2 separate regions of the Homo sapiens genome follow, and region 2 is linked to region 1. Evidence: chromatin loops called from intact Hi-C (ENCODE). Cell type or tissue: PC-9. All regions are shown on one strand.

Region 1 (8,000 bases):
CATCTTTGCTAGACCTTGGTATTGTGAGTTTAAAAATTTTTTTTTCAATTTAGTGATTTTAAAAGATAGAAAATTATCTAATTACTGATCAAAACAATTAAATTGAGCAACAAAATTATTCTCATCAACAACACAACTCAAATAGGTCAGATACAATCCGGCAGCTTCATATTACTGGTTAAAATTATAAGAAATGTGTGGACCTCAATTAACATTCTTGCCCAGGGTCTACTATACCCTTTCCCCCTGCTCTGCAGTTTCCTCTTAGGGGAAGTGTGTTTACTCTTTGGTGTCTGTCTGAGACTCTGCCTTGTGAAGGACAGCTGGTACCTCACTCTGCAGCTCCTGCTAGAAGGGAAACTTCAGGATTCAACCTTTCCTCTCGTGCTACCCTGTCTCCTCCACACTAGGGATGAAAGAATAGTCAACACACCACTCTGAGAGGCTGCCAGCCACTAGTCTAGCAAATAGGACCTATGTTTAAGTCGCTTTTTGTGTAATGACCTTCCATGCCTCCAATGCTGCATGATGTAATAGTGACACTGAGAAGAGGCTGTGAGCAGTGGAGCCTTCATTCTGAAAGCTGTCAGTATGAGGAGTCTCATGGGGTGTAGCAAATGGTAGCATGCTGTATTCATCCCATCACTGCTGAGACCCTGAGTAGGGCTTCCAGTCTGTGATGAGTTCAGCTTCCGGATTCTTAAATCCTGGGGTGTGGGATTGGAGAAGATTGGTCTATGACTGGCATTGGTGGCCTTTCCTAGTAGGAGAGTGAGTAAGAGTCAGAAACTATCTAATTAACCTTGAATGACTCTATTAATCTTTTCAGTAGATTATAAAGAATACCTCTAGGGGAAAGTGTATTTCCTCAACTTCAGATTCAGCAAAAACGGCATTCAGTAGATCAAGATACTGCCTGTTCCTGACCACAAGAATGTGTCCTCACAGGAGCTGTGGTGTTTTGTGATCTACCAGCTGCAGGCTGGGGTGTAATATTTTCTGATCTGACATTTGGAGAACCTTCAAATATTTAAGGGCACTCATCTTTCCTCTCAGTTATCTCTTCTTTCGAGGATCATAAAAACCTTGAGAAATGTCAAGCTTCTTTTTCAGATTTTCTTCATTTAATGCAATATCTCATTTTGGTTTTTTAGCCCTTCTAATGAATTTGGGCTATCATCTTATATCCATTAGACTGGGAAGTCAACTTTTCCAGAAGGCTGACTATATGTAAAATATTCACAGGCAACTATATATTTTGTATTCATGTAATATACCTTAGGGATTGATCATGCAGGAGGTGGAGTTGGACAACCTGGGTTCAAAGACTTAGGCTATCATGCTGTCTTTGAACCCAGGTTGTCCTATCATACTGTCTCTTAAAATGTGAATGTCCTACAAATTTCCTTATTTATTTATTTTGGAAATTTCTTGACTGTTGATGTTATTACTTTCATGTACACAAATAGTTAAAAAGATAAGTACTTTAAAAAGTAAGTACATTTTAATAATTAGTCAAACAGTAATTTTTGTTGCATTTTCTTGCAATAAAATGCTGTATAATCTTGGGCAAGAAATTTATCTTCAGGGATGTTTTCTTTTTTTCTTTAAAAAAACTTTTAAATTGAGGTTCAGCAAGTATAAAGTATATTAATCATCAGTGTATAGCTTGGTGAATTGTTTTATGCATTCATGTAATCACATTAATTATTGTTACATTTTAGTGTCAGAAAAATACATGTACATTAAAACCCTAACTGGCTGGTAGAATTTCAATATGTAAAGCACACAAGGAGTGTTTTACTCAGTTACAGCTAGAATACTTAATTATATTTGAAAGTAAATATTCACATAATGCCAAAAATCCTCATGACAAACTTTGTATGACACACATTGTTACATTGATTCTATATGATGTTAACATAACATCATATGTTATGATGTTAATCTTGGTCTCTTGATTAAGTATACTACAAACTCTGACCAAATATTTCTTTTCTTATTTGTGTGTTCCACTGTTCAAATATATGATCTACAAAGTCTTAAATGCTACTACAAAGCCATTATCATATCAAATGTCTGTAAATTATTGAATCATGTGGCAGCCCCAAAGTAGTTCAGAACATATTCTGGTTCTGCCCGATTAACAGATTGTTGTTTGCTCAATTAAACTGTTAAATTTAATTGGCTTAAAGTTTTTTTTTTTTTTTTTTTTTTTTGAGATGGAGTTTCACTTTTGGTGCCTAGGCTGGAGTGCAATGGCACAATCTCAGCTCAAGGCAATCTCTGCCTCCCCCGTTCAAGTGATTCTCCTATCTCAGCCTCCCAAGTAGCTGGGATTATAGGCACGCACCACCATGCCCAGCTAATTTTGTATTTTTAGTAGAGATGGGTCTTCACCATGTTGGCCAGGCTGGTCTCAAACTCCTCATCTCAGGTGATCCACCCGCCTTGGCCTCCCAAAGTGCTGGGATATAAGGCCTGAGCCACCGTGCCCGGCTTTTTTTTTTTTTTTTTTTTTTTTGGTAGTAGGAATAAAATATCTCACTCTTGCTTGGAGGATTCAAGTCACTTTGGCACAGGGCAGTGGCCTTTATTGTCTACTCAGATGTTTGGCAGATAAAATGTTTGAATGCAGCATTTCACATTCATCTTAACTTTGTAGTTTCTTAGCAAACAGAACCCTTGGTTTTCTTTGCAGTCCAGACTTGATGTTGACTTCTTTGAGTTTATCAAAATATTACTCAGATAAATTTTACTTAACTCTACCCTTCCCCAAAACCCTGTTTAAAAATCTATCTTTTTTTCTCATTTGATGAGACGTCTTTCTGCTGTGTGGTCTTTGCAAAGATCGATGAATCTGCTCTGTTGGATTACATGTCTTAAGCTAATTATGGTAGGACATTAGGTTTTGTTAGTTATGTTTTTAAAGATAAGAAAACTGAGGATCAAGAAGATTAAATGAAGTATTCAAGATGTTATGGTAATACGTGGCCACAGAATTCAAACCGAGATCTGAAGCATAATGAAGCCCAATCCTTTTCCACAGCGCCACTCTGACCTTCCCCCTTTTGCCTTGTCTAGCTGATTATTGCATTACCTTTGTTTAACAACCACACTTGCTGTGAAGCCACAAAATCCACTCCAACCACTTTGCTCTTTCTCATCACAGTTAGTGTCCAGTTTGGATATAAGCCTCTGTTTCTCAAAGTATGGTTTCAGTTTCACAATGCTGCTCTCTGCCAGGATCCCTAATGAACCATACAACCATCTAACACTTAGTTCTGAGTTCCTTTCTTCCTCAGCCACACCAATCAGCAAATATCTCTACACACTCTGGATCTTCACACATTCATACCTGTCCTCGTGCTGTTTCCTGACCTTGCAATTCCTTTCCCCAAATTCTCTGCTTATACAAATCTTTTTTTTCCTTTTTAAATATCATCAAGCTTCCTTGCTGCAAACACCACATGCTAGTCTGTTTCATTAGATAAGTAATTTATAAAGGATATTAGGTATTTCACAGAAACTTTTTTTTTTTTTAACTTAAAGGCTACTTTGCAGGACTGGTCCAGTGTAGATAGCACTCCTGGTGCCTGGACGCAAATAACACAGTTTTCACCTCTGACACTAGGAGGTGCTAGACCATTTCCAGCTGCTGTATTGGAAGCTTGGTATCTCTGCTACCACCCTCATCAGGACTAACCAGATCGGTGCTTCATCTACATTATGAGCCTCTGAGGGAAGTCTTGCATGGGTACATCTGACTGGCAGAGCCTAGGTCACATGCCTACTCTGCAGCTACAAGGGAAGCTGGGAAAAGAGGTTTTTGTTTCTGTCTTAAGGAGACACATAACTCTAAAGTGGGAAAGTCCCTCTAAACAGGAAAGGCATTCAAATAGCAGAGATGCCAGGTAAGAATGATAAATGTTCATTACACTGGGGTCGAGTCAAAAAAATTTCCTGAATTGTAAAGTCTCTATAACAGCAAGACTTAAGAGCTCTTTGTGTTGTCCCTCAGGTATTCACCTTTCTGCCGAGTTACAATTGTAACAGATGTGATTCATACCTCTCCCATATCTCCTCATCCTTATTTCAGTTCATGATTTCCAACTGCCATGGCAGTACTTTTTTTTCTTGCCTGAGGGCTTTTTCTGGCCATTTAGCTTCATTACATTTGCCAGTGCTGTAGGCTGAAAGTATGGGGGAATTGACACAAGCCAGGAGCTGCCCTCAACCAATGACTAGGAGATGCTGGATAAATACCTCAGCTACGTTGCACTAGGGTGGGATAGCCCTGAAGCATGTGTTCAGTAATACCCCCCAGCATTTCCCTAGTGGGAATAAGCTCAGACACCTACACTGGCAACTGGCTTGATAACTCCTTTATTGGCTCTCTTCCCTTCCTGTCTCAGTCCTCTGTCAATGTCTCCTTCCTGTCCCAACTACTTGCACTTGAACTTTTGTTCCAGAGTCAGCATCTGGCTGAATCCTGAGTAGACAACTCTCTTCCTCTCTCTCTTTCTTTTTTTTTTTTTTTTTTTTGAAACGGAGTCTGTCTGTTTCACCCAGGTTGGAGTGCAGTGGCATTATCTCGGCTCACTGCAACCTCCACCTCCTGGGTTCACGTGATTCTCCTGCCTCAGCCTCCTGAGTAGCTGGGACTACAAGTGCACACTGCCATGCCTGGCTAATTTTTGCACTTTTAGTAGACACAGGGTTTGACCATGTTGGCCAGGCTAGTCTCGAACTCCTGACCTCAAGCGATCCGCCCACCTCAGCCTCCCAAAGTGCTGGGATTACAGGCATGAGCCACTGCACCCAGCCTTTTCCTTGTAATATAGATAACTCACTACTCATTCATCTCTCTTGTAAGATTCTTGATGGAAAAAAAAAGCATTGCCATTTTTTCCTGTCTCACACAATACGTAGTACAGGCCCTTGTATATAATAAGCACTAAAGAAATATTTGTTTGCATTTGTTGAGTTGAATTAAAATAGGGGTGATGGTCAGATTTTAAGTTTACATCACTGTATAGCCAAAAATTTTACTCTTTCCAGAAGAAGTCACACGTATGATTAATAGTGGTTATTTTTGATGATAGTGATTAGAGTTATGTTGTTGAACTTTCTAGAGTTATGTTGTTGAACTTTCTAACCTTTGTCCAGGTATTTTTATTGCTCTTGAAAATGTCAGCTATCCAGGAGGGTTGTGGCACCTTGTAACCACATACTACTGAATTATCCTATTACTCTGAGCCCTTCAGGGGTGAGTGGCCTGCCAAGACCACAGTCTTTGTGCAAAACGCCTCATGAGAAATGTTGGAAACAGCCAAAGGGATTTGACTGACTCTGTAGTGGCTCCTTAACCCTGGAGCCTCAGCCTGAATCCATGCCTGAGTAGAGTAATTCCTTTTCCCAGCTGCTTTCCTTGTTCCACAGGATGCACTCCCTACCCTAAGGAATAGCTCCCAGATCAGTGGTCTTCCAGTTATTTCATTCTTGAGTTTTTTGGTTTTGAATATGGGCCCAAGGGTCTTTGGCCAGTGGGTATCATTCCAATGGTTCTGATGGGTAATGACAAATAAAACAAATGGTGAATATTATGTAACAGCTGGCTGGCTCTGAATGGTTTTGGCCAAGGTTCTGGAAAAGAATGCAGGAGGGAAGTGGTCAATATACAGGAATGAAATTGGAACGAAGCCATTTTACATTCCTTTGGATGTCAGTCTTTCAGTAGGAGGTTAGAGTAGGATAGCACAGGGACCAATTGAGTGCCCCTCCCCCAGTCTTCCTGCCTCCATTGCAATGCTGAAGAAACTCCCAGACTTTCTTGCTTCTTTCTTGCAGGACCGCTGCTCATCCCTATCCATTAATGCCCACAGTCTCCATGGCATTATTTTCCTTGAGATCCTCTGGACTAATCTCATTACAGCCTTCAGCTCTGTGTAAGCCAATTACCACTTGAAGCCCTGGACTCCCTGGTCATTCCTCACCCCCGAGATGCTCCTTTCTAATAGATATGTATATCTGCTTTATTGACGCCATATCTCATCCCTCTGCAGCCTTCAAAACTCTTCCCTTGTACCTCTGGAATTCAATGTATAGACATGAAACCATCTCCATTCTTTTTTTCTTTCTTTTTTTTTTTTGGAGATGGAGTCTCCTCTGTCTCCTAGGCTGGGGTGCAGTGGCACAATCTAGGCTCACTGCAACCTCTGCCTGCCTCCCGGGTTCAAGCGATTCTCCTGCCTCAGCCTCCTGAGTAGCCGGGACTACAGGCACCCGCCATCATGCCCAGCTAATTTTTGTATTTTTGTAGAGATGGGGTTTCACCATGTTGGCCAGGCTGGTCTTGAACTCCTGACCTCAGGTGATCTGCCTGCCTCGGCCTCCCAAAGTGTTGGGATTACAGGCATGAGCCACCATGACCGGCCTCTCATTTCTAAAATACCTATTTCATGTCCTTGTTCTAACTGGCTCCTCCCTCAAGACACTGCTCCCCTGCAGCCCTCTATACAGGTCACTGGTTTTTCAGCCACGTGCCTGGCGCCACAGGGCCTGGAATAGGATGAGTGTCTTCCTTGCATCTCAGTGCTGCTCCCAAGCCATTGTCCCATATCCTCCATAAAAACACCCAGTTTCAACATGGGACTATGTTGTCTGCCACCTTCCTTCCTTTTGGCAACCATCTGCTGGCTCTAACATCACTTCCCTTCCCTCCTGGATCACCGTCATTTTTCTATCACTACACCCATTGTATTTTTGGTGATTTCAATATCCACACAAATAAGTCTTCCCATACACTGAGCTTTCAGTTTCTCAGCCTCCCCTCCTCCAACATCTCATCCTCCATTCTACCTCAGTCACTCACTCCTATGTTCATGCCTCCTGGGCCCTGTTTTTATCAGTAATCTTACCCACTCCAGAATCTCAACTTCAAGAATCCCAATATTTGACCACCATTTCTTATATTATTTGTTTTATTTACATCTACTTGTTTTCCTTTACCACATCATTTCCTTATCCCCTCTGCATGAAGAATTACTATCCCAAATTTTATGCTTTTAATTCTCTTGATTTTTAAAATGAATTTATCATATATGTATGTATTCCTAGGCAGTAGAGTGCTTAGTTATTTTGAACATCATAAAAATGATATTGCATGTAGTCTGTTGTAGTGCGTATTGTCTACTATATGCATGTGGTCTATTGTAACTTGCATGTTTTACGTATCATTATGTATGATACGTAAAAACCATACACACATTACGTATACTATATATTGTATTCATGCATACCATACATACAACATCTCCATGCTGTTGTGCATAGCTGAAGTTTGTTTTTACTGCTGTATAACATTCTATGGTGTGAATTTACCAAAATATATTCACTCATTTTTTTTTTCTGTGTACCATTTCCACATTTTTGGTATCATTAACTCTTCTTCTGTAAGTAACTTGTACTTGTCTCTGGTGCATATTTGCAAAAGTTTTTCTAGAAGCACAGTTAATGAACCAAAGAGCATAAGCATGTTCAATTTTGCACAATGATGTTACATTATTTTCTAAAATAATTGTACATCATTTTTCATTATTCCAGGTCACTTCCACTAAATTCTGATTTTTTTTTTTTTTTTTTTTTTTTGAGATGGACTTTCACTCTTGTTGCCCAGGCTGGAGTGCAATGGCACGATCTTGGCTCACCGCAACCTCCGCCTCCCGGGTTCAAGTGATTCTCCTGCCTCAGCCTCCCGAGTAGCTGGGATTACAGGCATGTGCCACCACACCCGGCTAATTTTTTTGTATTTTTAGTAGAGACGGGGTTTCACCATGTTAGCCAGGATGGTCTTGATCTCCTGACCTCGTGATCCACCCGCCTTGGCCTCCCAAAGTGCTGGGATTACAGGCGTGAGCCACCGCGCCCGGCTAAATTCTGATTTTTAAAAGCCTAGCCAAGTCTAGGACCTATAATGATTGATTGCACTGTCTTTTTAC
Region 2 (8,000 bases), 720 kb before region 1:
AATGTATATGGAAATTTTAAGTGAGACAAAAAGGATGTACCTTGTGTTTTTAGCTGCATGTATTTTTGTCTACTATGTCATTTTGAAATAACTACTGAATGTCTTTATGATATAGCAAAGGGAATGAAATGAGGATATTATAATTTTTTTGCCATTGTTTTGTGGCCTGAAAACAATGACAATATGCCTTACAAATTTGTAAGGCTGATTTCTTTTGAATACTATTTAGGTAGTCAGATTTGCTTTTTCCAGTTAGAATAAAGACTTGATCATTGCTTCAGCAACAAATATTGAGTTGTAGAAATGCAGTAAATATTTGATAAATGAATAAGAGGATTATTCAGAATTCCTGTAGAAAGAATGAATAATTTTAAAATATGGTGAAAAATAAAGGGTTCAATAAATACTAAATACTTTAAATGGTTTGCTTTAGATGGTAGAGAATCGTGACACTGGGTGTCAGATTGGACCCAATATTGAGAGGGAGAGCAAATCAGATGCTGGCGGTTCAGTTGCAGTAGCAACTCCAGGTGGAACTGAGGAAAGAAATGGTCAGAATAAATCTTGTCAAAATATCTTGAAGTAAGTTGCCGATTATACTCTTCTTTTCAATATAAGACATGTAGTTTGATGGCATTTGGGCTTAAAGGGAAGATCAAACCCTTGAAAGTTAAAGGAATGAGCATTTTTTGAAGTAGAGGAGCAGGCAGTGAGCTTTCTGAGGTGCTTTAACAATTCATTGCAAATTGTATTTCTTCCCTCTTGGTCTAGCTTATATCTTCTGAGAGAGCAATTAATTCATCCTGAGGGATTCCTTTATCAATTTATTTCCCATATCAGAAGTTGAACTAATCCTTTCATCCATTTTTATATATGAAGCAATGCTAGGAGTAACATAGCTTTGAATACCAAGGCAAAACCCATTATAGCATGAAGAGTCCTTTGTGAGAATGATAATTTTAGTTGAAATTATTCCAATCATTCGAGTAAATAAAAACTATGATGTTTAGTTATTTACTGAACAATCTTTACCTGAGCTTCTGTGTATCAGAATTTTTTAAAGAAAGATTTTATAAATATGAAACCAAAGTTTGTTCTTTGCTTTTAAAAAACTGAATTAAGCCGAGATTGCGCCATTGCACTCCAGCCTGGGCGAGACTCCATCTTAAAAAAAAAAACAAAAAAAAAACCCAAAACTGAATTAGCTCTTTATCTCCAAGAATAGTTGTAATTTTAGTTGCTGCATTTTTTTCAGTAGAATGCCAACTGAAGCAAAAAATCCTGATATAAAAGAAATCAATGATGATATTATTTCCATCACTCATAATACTAAAAAAGAATTTATAGATATTGATGAGAATCTTTTAGAAGTAGAAGCATTTACAGAAGAGGAAATGGATATGCACATATCAGACTATGAAGGTCAGTTCATTTAGATAATCTATTTTTTTGGCTTTATTAATTTGAAATTGGTAAATAATATTATCTGAGGTAACTTATTTAGTCTTATACCTAAGTTAGTATGTTTACAGTAGCCTAAAATAAAAAATTAAGAGAATTAAATATTTATGAAATATTGAGCATATTAACTCTAATTTTGGTTTTAATAAAACCAAGAAGATCTAAGGTATTTTTATGTTGGTGCTCTTTTACCATTATTGGGCGTCTTGTGCTGCTTATATAATAATTATGGTCTGTTAATTTCTGTGAAGCAACTCTATAAACCTCTCCCCAGCAGTCTTCCTTAAGACAGAAACTCTCAGAGCACTACGTGGAGTTAAACATACTGAATAATAAGGCCTCTCAAGGCTCATCTGGGATTTACCTGATGAAGATGGAATAGACTCCAGGTGTTTTCAAAGACTGTCTTTATAAAAAGGATAGAAAATATTTCTGTCATTATATTGTTTCTGGTAATATTCCCTGAGCCCCCTAAAAAGTCAATAGCTTATTTTTTAAATGATCAGTTTTCTCTTCATCTTCACTTATCGCTAGAAGACATTGAAGAATCTGTTGGAGGTTTCAGAAGTCCCAGTCTTGCCATTTGCATGATGACTTTACCACAGCAGTTAGAAGAAGTAAGTCAATAAATAGTGGATATAATTATTCTTCTTTCATTTTGTATAGTGTTTAAATTATACATGTTTTTATTCATTGTTATTAAATATATCAAAGCAGGGCTAGCTCTTAAAAATGCACCATGGGTTGTAGAATATAGCCATGCTGTGTGGCATTTTTCTTTCCCTGAAATTCTAGTACAGTGTAGTAACCTGTCCAATAATTTCAGGCAATGAAGTTTTCACATCATAAACTGCTTTAGCAAATTTATTTAATCAAGAGTAGCAAATGTGTCCTTTATTTAAAAAGTATGGAAGTATGGCCAAGCATGGCAACTGATGCCTGTAATCCCAGCACTTTGGGAGGCTGAGGCGGGAGGATTGCTTGAGGCCAGGAGTTTTAGACCAGCCTGGTCAAGAGAACAAGACTCCATCTCTACAAAAAATTAAAAAATAGCCAGGCATGGTGGCATGCGCCTGTAGTAGTCTCAGCTACTTAGAAGGCTGAGGTGAGAGGATCATTTGACTCCAGGAGTTTGAGGCTGTAGTGAGCTGTAATGTGCTACTACATTCCAGCCTGGGCAACAGAGTGAGACCCTGTCTTTTAAAAAAAAAAATTAAAAAGTATAATTCAGCTGTAGTATACTTTTTATACATATATATACTTTTTGATATTATTTTTCTCAAAACTCTATACACTGAATTTCCAGGGGGAACATAGACATTTCCAATTATTGTAACAATTCTGTGTTTTTGTTTTTTTTTTTCGAGATGAGGGTCTTGCTCTTTTGCCCAAGCTGGAGTGCAGTGGCACGATCATGGCTCACTGCAGCCTGGAATTCCTGGAATAAAGTCATCCTCTTGCCTCAGCCTCCCAAGTAGCTGGGTCTTACTATAGGTGCACACCACTATGCCCAGCTAATTTAAAAAAAAAAAAACATTTTTTTGTAGAGACTGGGCCTTGCTATGTTGCTTAGGCTGGTCTTGAACTCCTAGCCTCAACCTCTCAAAGTGCTGAAATTACAGGTGTGAGCCACCGTGCCCTATCTGTTGTAACAATTCTTTTTTATTTTTATTTTTATTTTTATTTTTGAGACAGTCTTGCTCTGTTGCCCAGGCTGGAGTGCAGTGGTGTGATCTTGGCTAACTGCAGCTTCCACCTCCCAGGTTCAAGCAATTCTGCCTCAGCCTCCCAAGTAGCTGGGACTACAGGTATGCGCCACCATGCCTGACTAATTTTTTGTATTTTTTTATAGAGACAGAGTTTCACCATGTTGGCCAGGCTGATCTTGAGCTCCTGACCTCAAGTAGATCTGCCTGCCTTGTAACAATTCTTTCAAAAAAGATTCATTTTTCCTGGTTTTATAGTTGTTTTTACAGGGAAATGAATAATCATATAGTGTTAGGTGTATATAATTTACAGTGTGTTAGTCTACTGACACAATCTTGTCTTTGTAACTTAGCATGCTCAATAGCCCAGTGTGACAGAGTGGAGGCAATTCACACAGTATAAAGATTAGGTCAGAGCAGGACTGGGAGTACATTTTACTGTTTGATTTCTCACTTGCTTGTAGACTGTTGTTACTCTGGTTAAGTGGCTAATATGAGACTCAAAATACTCAAGACAGTAATACCTATTTGTTTTACCTGTTTTCTTTTTGGGTACTATTCATTTTAACAGGAGTTCACAGAAGAGGTTCAGTGTCAAAGGGAAGAACCACTGGAGACAATTATGGAGGAAAAATCGACTGAACAAAAAGGGTAAGGGGGAAAAAAGTATGACAGTGATTGTCACTGGTTACCTCAGTGAAGCTTTCAGCTTTTTTCCTTCATAATTTACAATACATGATTTAGGGTGGTATTGTGTTTCTAGTGAAACTGTAACTTCAGTTTATAGTTATGGTAAAATGATTTTTGGTAAATGTTATACTTCTATGTATTGATAGAGTGAAATAAATAATGATATCTAAAATGCCTTTTGTTCTCTCATCACTATCAGCCTTATCAAAATAAAGCTGTAAATAGGCCAAAGCTTATTTAGCTGCTAAGTAGGGAACCACTTTTCATACTTATTCCATTTTTATTGAATCAAATAAAGAATGATTATAAATTATTTTATGTATGTATAAAATCTTTCACTGTTGTGATGATTACTATACACTATTCATTAGGGCTATGATGTACACATACACTGCCGGCTAGCTTATTGCTTCAAGGAGAGCTGAAGGCAGTTTTCATGTGTTGCAGTTTGGACATGATTTCTAAATCTTTAGAATTTTAGAAGTTCTAAATTTTAGAATTCCCTTAGATCAGAAAGGCAACATGGCCAGGCGTGGTGGCTTATGCCTGTAATCCCAGCACTCTAGGAGGCCGAGGCGGGTGGATCATGAGGTCAAGAGATCAAGACCATCCTGGCTAACACGGTGAAACCCTGTCTCTACTAAAAATACAAAAAATTAACTGGGTGTGGTGGCGGGCGCTTGTAGTTACAGCTACTCGGGAGGCTGAGGCAGGAGAATGGCATGACCCGGGGAGGCGGAGCTTGCAGTGAGCCGAGATCAGGCCACTGCACTCCAGCCTGGGCAACAGAGCAAGACTCCATCTCAAAAAAAAAAAAAAGGCAACATAATTAGATTTTCTTTTTCTGTTCAGTATGCAAATTTTGTTAGTTTTTCTGTGGACAGTTAAAAAGAATGCATTTAATACTATGGGCCTTTACAAGTAATTTAGATACTTCTATTCATAAAAATGATTCCTTCGGAAAATTACCCAAGAAGAGAGAGAGAGAAGACAAACACTAATCTTTACAGTTTCTTTTTTCTTTTCTTTCTTTTCTTTTTTTGGAAACAGGGTCTTGCTGTGTTGCCCAGGTGTGCACCACCATGCCTAGCTAATTTTTTTGTATTTTTTTTAGAGATGGGATTCGCCATGTCACCCAGGCTGGTCTCGAACTCCTGAGCTCAGGTGATCTGCCTGCCTTGGCCTCCCACAGTGCTGGGATTACAGTCGTGAGCCATCGTGCCCAGCCTCTTTACAGTTTCAAATGTGACAATGGGCTCTAGGGTTCTGAGCATAGTGTCTCCCTCTTCTATAGGTGAAATTTGGGTCTTAACTAACCTCATGTCCCCTCATTTTGGGTTCTGTTGTTTTCATTGCTGAGCAGTCAGCCGTATTTAAGTGGTGTTTTAAGTCATCCAGACATATTTTTTTGCTTTTGCTTAGATCTGTTACTAATTGCTATGGAGACAAATGTAAACAGATTGTAATTATGAGCTAAACATTATAGAAGATTAGAGGATGTTTAGACTCTTAGATGGCTGAGCATAGATCACTCATACCTTAGATAATGCAAAGAATATCTTGCTTACTAATCACCTGTTAATTTTTATTGATAGTATGATCGAAGCCTTTTCACATCCTGGGCATACCACTCCTCAATCAATGCAAGTAGATACGAGTTCAGAAATTTCTAGGTAAGAAGTTTTGCCTACTATACCATTTAAAAATAGTTGTGTTTTACAAATCACAGAGTGAAAGTATGCCGACTGTACCATTTTTGAAACAATTGCTACATTTTGACTAAAAACTAAGAAAAATGAAAGCAACATAAAACATTGAAAGAGCAGCATAAGCACACAGATCTGACATCTTTCATTACTGAGTTTCCACTAGCGATTGTATTTTAAAGTTACACAGGAACTATGTTGAACAGTCTTTTCTGAAAAAAAGTAGTGATATATTATTGAAAGATGAAGTTGTTGCTCATTTTCAGCTTCTAACTGATTTCTTGTAGTGTTTGAAATGCTTTTAATTCTCTCACAGAACAGACTCATCCGGTTCTTTTGAACAGAGTGCTTAGTGTTTAGAAATCTTGCCGAAATAGGAAAATATAGCACAGCTTTACCTCAGAAAAAAATTTTCATAGTTAGAATCGATCTCCTTGAGACCTGTTGAAAGCAAAGCCCAATAAACTTGTTTTAAAATGGGCAGATCTGTTTGTGCAAGGAGACCTTCTTCACAAAATGTTGTTGCGTCTGCATGAGTCCTCATACCCAGATCCGGCCCTTTTGCTACACTCAGTTTAAAGAGCTTCTGAGACTGGCCTGGGCTGTGCACATCCAGCTGTACCTACAGCTCAGTTTACCCCTATACCTGCCCCTACTGTCCCAAGGCCTTCCTGAGTGCCAGTGACTTGTGCAAGCATGAATGCACCCACCCTGTGCCCAAGGGGACCTCTACAGCCCTGGAGCCCCTTGTGGCTTTACTAGGAATGCCTGAAGAGGGGTCAGCCTGAAACCCATTCCCCCTTCCATCACACTTCAGGAACCCAGTCGCCAGAGGGTGCCTCCTAAACCTTCTTTGGCTCCGCTTACTCTTTAGATTCCAGATCCCTGTCACTGGGCAACTAACTCCCTTGTCACCCAGCTAAGAAAGCTGGGGACAGTGGAGGCTGGCAGCAGCTGTGAGAAACATGATTCTCAAGGAGCAACACTCAAAGCTTTCACTTTGGCAGAAAAGGAAAAGATAGATCAGTTGTAATGCCTATTTTTTGTGAATTTGCCAAATAAAGTTTTTTTATTGGGTGTGTTAAGATGCTCGATAAAAGGCAAATATTATTGCCAAATGGGAATGAGTGTAAACCTAAATAAGTCTATATGAAATTTAATATGTTCTTTTCTTTTTTGGAAACAGTGATCTGTTTGAATCTGATAACTGCCTGCTCCCTTGCTTAGTTTATAAAATGTAGAAAACTTTGAGTATCTGCTATGTTTGAGGAGTCATCCCCCAACAGTCATTTTGTTTTTTTAAAAAAAAAACCTAAACACCTTGCTTTGATCCTTAATTTTTATTTGTAAATAAGCATTTTTTATTAGGGTTTATGGTACATTTAAACTCTGAGGTTTGCTTGGAAATGAAATGTTCACAGTACTATTGTTTCACATTTAATGATGATAAACAGTAGTTTTCTCTACTGATCCTAGAATTAAGTTTTTTAAACCCAGTTTTTCCGTAGTTTTCTTAACTCTATGCTGGATCATTAATTTTAGTCAAAAACATATTTCTAAGCCAAATTACAAATTGTGAAGTCTGTACAGCTAATCAGAATGATTCCACAGGTCTCAAATTCAGATGTCCACAGGGACCAGGCAAGTAAAATATATGTCAGCTCTTGGGTTTGCAACACCCTATGAAGGAGCCCATCACTGACTAGACAATCCCTTAATAAAGATGAAAATTGAGCTGATGACGAATGTGTCTGGGGGGCTGACGGGCACTAGAGAGAAAGGCTTTAGGGTTTAAATTTCTAGAAAACTACTAGAATAACCTTTAAATTGGAAGACAAAAGTGGGATCAAAATATTCTGATCATAGACATTCAATTTGTTTTTTGTCAATTTTAATGCATGTTTTTTATTTAAATGCTTTCCACGCAGTGCACAGATTTCTACATATAAAGAAAAATCTTCCTCAGTTCCACTTCTGATATCAAATGGAGTCAATGTTGCTTCACAACCACCTGCTCCAACACCTCAGAAGACCCAGAGAAATGAATTCACGGCTCAGTTACCAGATTGTTCGGAGTCCGTTAGGCAGATGCTGCAAGATGAAATGTTTAAATTAGTTCAGGTAAGCACATCTCTATATAAGTAAGTAAATCTACACATAGTGTACATGTAGGGTTTTAAAATATTAATAGATTTCCAGAAATTGACAAGGTAAAATTATATCACAAGCATTTCTCTGCTTTGGGTACTTTTCATTCAAATGTTTATAACTGGTTGGGCGCAGTGGCTCACGTTTGTAATCCCAGCACTTTGGGAGGTCAAGGTAGGAGGATTGCTTGAGGCCAGGAGTTTGAAACCAGCTTGGGCAACATAGTGAGACTCTGCTAGGAAACTCTACTAGGAAAAAAAAATTCTACTAGGAAAAAAAAGACCTCTAG

The links. Hi-C counts contacts between places; a loop is a spot of excess contacts. Peaks named below come from ENCODE experiments on the same cell type or tissue, not always from the same donor. Only the 100,000 strongest peaks of a DNase experiment are listed, where the experiment ranks them.
Region 2: it touches region 1 in a loop (12-fold over the local background); 1 of 110 quality-filtered maps calls a loop at or near these places.

The regions. Positions count from the first base shown.
Region 1 is chr5:36,455,371-36,463,370 of GRCh38, reverse strand. No RefSeq gene overlaps it. Among named protein-coding and RNA genes, the nearest start is that of SLC1A3, 150 kb to the left of the region's middle. In PC-9, CTCF peaks have their summits at 3,414 and 3,616 (motif pointing right); DNase peaks (open chromatin) are centred at 880, 4,050, 5,210 and 5,650; H3K4me3 peaks cover 599 bases; H3K27ac peaks cover 2,434 bases.
Region 2 is chr5:37,173,439-37,181,438 of GRCh38, reverse strand. CPLANE1 (ciliogenesis and planar polarity effector complex subunit 1) reads left to right here. Exons shown (of 53, transcript NM_001384732.1): 27 at 434-582; 28 at 1,256-1,422; 29 at 1,996-2,078; 30 at 3,739-3,818; 31 at 5,453-5,530; 32 at 7,492-7,684. Among named protein-coding and RNA genes, the nearest start is that of CPLANE1-AS1, 72 kb to the left of the region's middle. In PC-9, no CTCF peak of the experiment used is centred here; no DNase peak of the experiment used is centred here.